Regions from separate parts of the Homo sapiens genome. Here region 1 is linked to region 2. Evidence: chromatin loops called from intact Hi-C (ENCODE). Cell type or tissue: gastrocnemius medialis. All regions are shown on one strand. Each heading gives the region's core, and the rest is flanking DNA. Links, peaks and the distances in the headings are about the cores only.

Evidence for each region. Hi-C counts contacts between places; a loop is a spot of excess contacts. Peaks named below come from ENCODE experiments on the same cell type or tissue, not always from the same donor. Only the 100,000 strongest peaks of a DNase experiment are listed, where the experiment ranks them.
Region 1: a loop joins it to region 2, with 2.8 times the contacts of the local background. A loop is called at or near these places in 7 of 110 quality-filtered maps.

What each region holds. Positions count from the first base shown.
Region 1 is chr14:77,300,009-77,302,591 of GRCh38, forward strand. POMT2 (protein O-mannosyltransferase 2) reads right to left here. Exons shown (of 21, transcript NM_013382.7): 6 at 1,082-1,241. Among named protein-coding and RNA genes, the nearest start is that of POMT2, 20 kb to the right of the region's middle. RefSeq lists a silencer at 1,184-1,243. In gastrocnemius medialis, for the core only: a CTCF peak has its summit at 1,208 (motif pointing right); a DNase peak (open chromatin) is centred at 1,253; H3K27ac peaks cover 1,630 bases.
Region 2 is chr14:77,138,318-77,141,336 of GRCh38, forward strand. It overlaps ZDHHC22 (zDHHC palmitoyltransferase 22), which reads right to left. Exons shown (of 3, transcript NM_174976.2): 2 at 896-1,435. The coding sequence starts at 1,421. Among named protein-coding and RNA genes, the nearest start is that of ZDHHC22, 2.0 kb to the right of the region's middle. RefSeq lists enhancers at 1,178-1,727, 1,865-2,428, 2,429-2,992. In gastrocnemius medialis, for the core only: a CTCF peak has its summit at 1,491; no DNase peak of the experiment used is centred there; H3K4me3 peaks cover 1,168 bases; H3K27me3 peaks cover 2,307 bases.

The sequences.
Region 1 (2,583 bases), core at 1-2,500, 160 kb after region 2:
GAGTGCCCTTTTCTGTGCTCTCCCAGCACTCCTGGCTGACTGTAACTGCCTGCTTCCTTATTTCTCTCTCTCCATTGACCACAGAGGGTGGGGACCATATTATATTCATCTGTATATTCCAGCACCTCACACACAGTGGCTGGATGATCTTTACACATTTTCTGAATAAATGAATGAATGAATGAATAAACTTGTTAGGAGCTGGTTTGGAGGTGATGGAGCAGCACCACAGCAGAGTGATGGCCTGGGGCCAACCTAACCTGGTTGTGACTCCTAGATACACCTCTCACTCCCCGATGGCCTCGGGGAAGTCATTACCTCTGTAGGTTTTGATTTCCTCATTTGAAAATCAGGGTAATAACTCCCTACCTCATAGGACTATTATGAGGGGTAAATGAGATAATGAAGGTAAAGCGTTTCGCATAGTGCCTGGCATAGAATCAGCCCTTAATAAATAATAAACTGTAAAGGCCCTTACTGGCCTCCAAATATGGAGACCGTGGGTCAGGAAATGAAAATTGTGAGTTCAGACCGGGCTCGGTGGCTCATGCCTGTAATCCCCGCACTTTGGGAGGCCAAGGCGGGCGGATCACTTGAGGTCAGGGGTTTGAGAACAATCTGGCCAACATGGTAGAACCGCATCTCTACTAAAACTACAAAAATTAGCTGGGCATGGTGGTATGTGCCTGTAATCCCAGCTACTTGGGAGGCTGAGGCAAAAGAATCACTCGTACCCAGGAGGCGGAAGTTGCAGTGAGCCAAGATCGGCCCACTGCACTCCAGCCTGGGTAACAGAGTGAAACTCTATCTCAAAAAAAAAAAAAAGACAGACATTATAAAACAAATGCAAAAAGAGACTTCCAAGAATGTTAATCTATCCTCTCCCTTGAACCCTATCCAGTCCTCAGCCGGGCCCACTCCCTGATGTCCTGCTGTCTGCGGAGGTTGGGGGGTCCAGCCCACCTGGGACCCAGAACACAGCCACTCTGCCACCTGCAGTAGAGACAGAGAAGGCCACCAGCTCCTACTCAGCAACATCAGGGAGCAAAAACATTTCCACAGCAAACCCTTGGGTGCTCACCAATGAAAGACTGAGGTCTCCGAACAGGTACCAAAGGTCTGCAATGGTGTTCAGCCCCACTTGAAGGATGATAAAGAGGCCAACAAACTTGACCCCTAAAGCACCAGCAAGACTAACGCCAGTCAGGCTGAGCCAGAACCACCAGGGGGCAGAGAAGGGCCTGAAAATCAACAAGACGGAGTTCAATTTGGCAGCTGGAACCAAAGCCAAACGCAAGCGCAGCAGGGGACAGGGCAGTTCTCAGACTTGGAGCGGCTGTGCTGTGCCCTGTCTTGGGGGCTCTTAGCCTCAAGGGACCATGGCGTGGCTCCATGGAGGAGGCGGCCTGTGAAACCCCTGGAACGGCAGGAAAAGCACTGTCTGAGGGCGCAGGGTATTCTTCAGGGGAGAGTGTCCATAGTGCTCCTGGCTAAGTACAGGGCTCAGGGTAAGTGGGGGCTCCTTCTTCACAAGTGACCAGTCAGGCAGGAGTAAAAGGAGAATCCTTAGGTGCCCCTGGACTCAGGCAGCCCTCTCCTTTGTGTCACCTCTGCCCTTGTCGAAGGCAGCATTTACCGAGTGCTTACTATGTATGCGTCACGCATCATTCCAAGTACGATGCATATATTAACTCTTCTAGCCGTCACTACAGCACACAGAGGATCCTGTCACTAGGTCCTCTTTTTGCACAGGAGGAAATCAAGATACAGAGAGGTGGAGTAATACAGCTAGCAGGCAGTGGGGCACAGTTTTAACCCAGGCAATTGGGTCAATGTTAGTGCTCTTAACCATTTTGCTATTCGTATAGCACCTAGTACTCTACACTATGATTCTCTGGCTCTCTGGCTGCCTCCTCTGCCAGAGTGAATATTCCTTAACAGCCAAGCCCAACAGAGCTCAGTACCTCCAGCTCCCCGCATAGTACCTGGTACACAGTATGTACTCAAGAAATGGTAGATGGAAGTGGATGTGGCATAAGCACAACAACCAAAGCCAGAGTGGGCTGAGAGTCACTGATCAGGTTTGATTAGCACAATGGAGCTTAATGAGCCTGGCTGTGCAAAGTTAACTTCCAGAAAAGCCTACGAGGGGCCAACTCTTCTGGTTTGAATAGAATGAATGACTTATTCTACTTTCTCAGAAGTAGAAGGATGATCTGGAAAAGACTATTCTGCAAGTAGACCGGACCCTCCAAGTCAGCTTTAGAACTGACCAGGACCTGGAAGGATCCTCTTGGCTGGTATGGACCATTCAAGCCAACCTTTACATATGCTATTCCCATCATTAGGTCAGGACTGGATGCAACCACTGACGAAAGGGAGATAGTTTCCAGGCAGCATCTACCCTGGTGCCCTCCCTTCTAGGACAGAGTATGTGAAGGACAGCCCTGTCCCGGGATTTCCTAACCAGCACTGGTTACAAGAGGTGGGTGGGGAAAGTATTAGGACCCCCCATGATATCCCAAAACCCCTACCCAATTGTACTCCATTGTAAACATGATAATAATAATACGCTTGAAAAAG
Region 2 (3,019 bases), core at 232-2,731:
GAGGCCAAGGTGGGCGGATCACTTTAGGTCAAGAGTTCAAGGCCCGCCTGGCCAACACAGTAAAACACCATCTCTACTAAAAATACAAAAATTAGTGTGGCGTGGTGGCACGCACCTGTAATCCCAGCTACTCGGGAGGTTGAGGCAAGAGAATCACTTGAACCTGGGAGGTAGAGGTTACAGTAAGCAGAGATTGCTTTCACCACTGCGCTTCAGCCTGTGTGATGGAGTGAGACTCTGTCTTAAAAAAAAAAAACAAAAAACCTGCCTCTCCCACCCACGTTCCCTCTGCTCTGAGCCATCAGCAGGCTGGAGAACAGGCTGGTGAGGTCAAACATAATAGGCAGGAGGACAGAGCTTAGCCTCCTGCTGGGCTGGGCTGGCAACAAGTTCAATATTACTGCAATTGGTTGGTGAGACCTCTGGAGAGCAGAGTCCTTGGGTGACATGTAAGCAGAACTGGGGACCAGGCAGAGGAATGTCATAGCATGGTTGTACCTCATGGGGCTACATGGAGGAATGGCCAGCACCTAGTCCTGCCTGGCACAGAGCAGGTGTATTACCTGGATGCCACAACTCTGTGAGCATATGGACAGCATGATGGATGAGAATGATGGGGGCAAGGGGGGATGTTACCAATAAAATACAGCATGTCCGCTTAATTTGCATTTCAGATAGCCAATAGCAAATTTTCTCAGTGTATCTCATACAATATCTGGGACATAATTATACTAAAAAATTATGAGTTGTTTATCTGAAATTTTAATTTAGCGGGACGGTCTGTATTTTTATTTGCTAAATCTGGCAACTTTTGGGGTTGGGGTTTGGGGCCCGGCAACCTTTGGGGTGGGAGGTCTTTGTGTAGAGCCCAACCTGCCCGCCAAGGCCCACTCACCGGAGAAGAACTGGCTGATGGAGGTGGGCAGGAGCGTGAGGAAGGCCAAGGGGTGGGCGAAGGAGATGGAAAGGACAGCGGAGATGTAGGCCACGCCGGCCACCATGGAGTAGAGGCAGGCCAGGGAGGTGTAGAGGCAGAACAGGACGAAGTTGCGCATGTTCCTGCTGCCGATGCAGTTGCCGGTGAAGAAACAGTGATGGTCGTGCCTCAGGGTGACTCTGGCGCACACTCGGCAGAAGTGGGTGCTAGGTGAGGGGCATGGAGTCTTCCTGGCCGAGGCCCCCTGGCAGGCCCCCAGGTCGTCTGGGGAGTTCTGGATGACAAGGACGTAATTGCCCAGGGCGTTGGCCGAGAGGAATAGGAAGAGCGCCCCGTGGAGCAGGGCGGGCGAGAAGAGCCGGGCGGCCGCGGGGTCCTCGCGCATGCTGGGCAGGAAGAGGAAGAGCTGCAGCACGAAGGTCACCAGGGAGATGCACAAGAAGTAGGCGGGGGCCACCACGTTGAGCAGCCGCAGGGCCAGCATCCTCGATTACATTCCTGCGGGGCCCGGGGTGAGAAGAGGACTGACTGACTACGGCGTCCAGGGGGCGCCCTCGCCCGCTCCTCCGTGCCGCGCGTCTGGGGCACTGCACGCGACTCCACGCCCCCAACCCCCTGTCCCGCGGATTTCCCCTCCCCAGTTCCCTAACCCCGGATCAGGCAGGCCAGAGACCCGAGCCCGCAGCGGCCTCGGGTCTAGGCCCCACCTGGGGGTGAGTGTTGCCTGGGGTTTTGAGCGAGCTCGGCGCCTTGGCGCGGCAGAGTCTGGCACAGGAGGGAGGGACTCGTTTGCAGTCTTTAGGAGTTGTGAGGGTGGGGGGCACCGGGGGATAGGACTCCTCCCCTCTGTGGATGTGGAAACAAGCCCAGGTTTGGGATTTCTGGTTCAGACCTCCCTAGGAGGAGAAAGGGAAGGATTTGGGGTCGGGGGCAGGAGAATCAGCGGCACTTGACCTGCTGGAAATCCTGCTTCACACTCCCCTTTCTCCGTCCCTGCGTCCCCACCCACACACACATCTTGGGCAGCACTCAGGGACCTCACCAGGTTACCCAAGGCTCTTTGGAGGTATGTGTGCGTGAGGGACCACGATGTGTGTGTGTGTGTCCTTGTCTGTGACTCTGTACGTGTAATCTGTGTGCGCTTGAGTATCTGTATTTGTGTATGTATATATCTGCGTGTACAGACACGCAGCCTCTGCTATCTAGCTTTAAAAAAATCAATTGAAACAATCGATACACTCACACTCGCTCTCGGGCACCGGGTGAGGTGGGGGCGCAACCAGAATACCTGTGTCAGCGGGTCCTGGCCAGCACATCTCTCCAACGCTGGCTGCCCGGGCTATTTCTTTGCGAAGAGCGTTTTCATTTGAGGCGAAATTAAAATCCCCCCTTCGCGCCCGCCTCCCGCCCTCCTGCTGAGAGAAACCCAAACAACCCTCATGGCGCCGAAATCCTTTCCATGCCGACAAGCCCGCCCTGGGCGCACGAGTGGATGCTTGGCCAGCCTTTCCTGGGATCGACCCCGCCGCCGTGCTCAGCCCTCACCACGTCCCCATCCCACCCCACGCCTCACAGCCGGGGTTCCTGGCCAGCTTCGGAAGCCACCGAGAAATAGGATTCCGTGCGCCCGAGAGAACTTTTCCAGGGGCTAAGGAATCGGCCAGCCGGAGGCGCGAGAAAAGTTCTGGGAAGGCGGTTGCACCTAGGATGGGTGGATGCCACGGGGCCTCCGTCCAGGCTGTCCCGTCCGCACGGGTCGACTGGTCACCTTGGAATCCCCTTTGCAGGTCCCAGCGCCCCCCGGGAACCCGCAGCCTCCGCGGAGAGCGTGGGCCTCTCCCTACCGCTGGGGCGCAGCGCAGTGCACGCCTGAGGGTGGTCGCCGGGGGCTGGGCACGCCCCCAGTCCTGCGCCGCCGGGGGCTGCGGCGGTGCTGCCCACCCCAGAGAGCCCTCGGCCTGGGGCTCCGGCGAAGCAAGTGCCTTCCCGGCGCCGGTCGCCAGGGGGGCGCGGGAGCAGCCAGATGCGCCGCAGCGCTGGGAAGGCGGCGAAGGACAGGGGCTAGGGGAGTGAGGGGCGCTC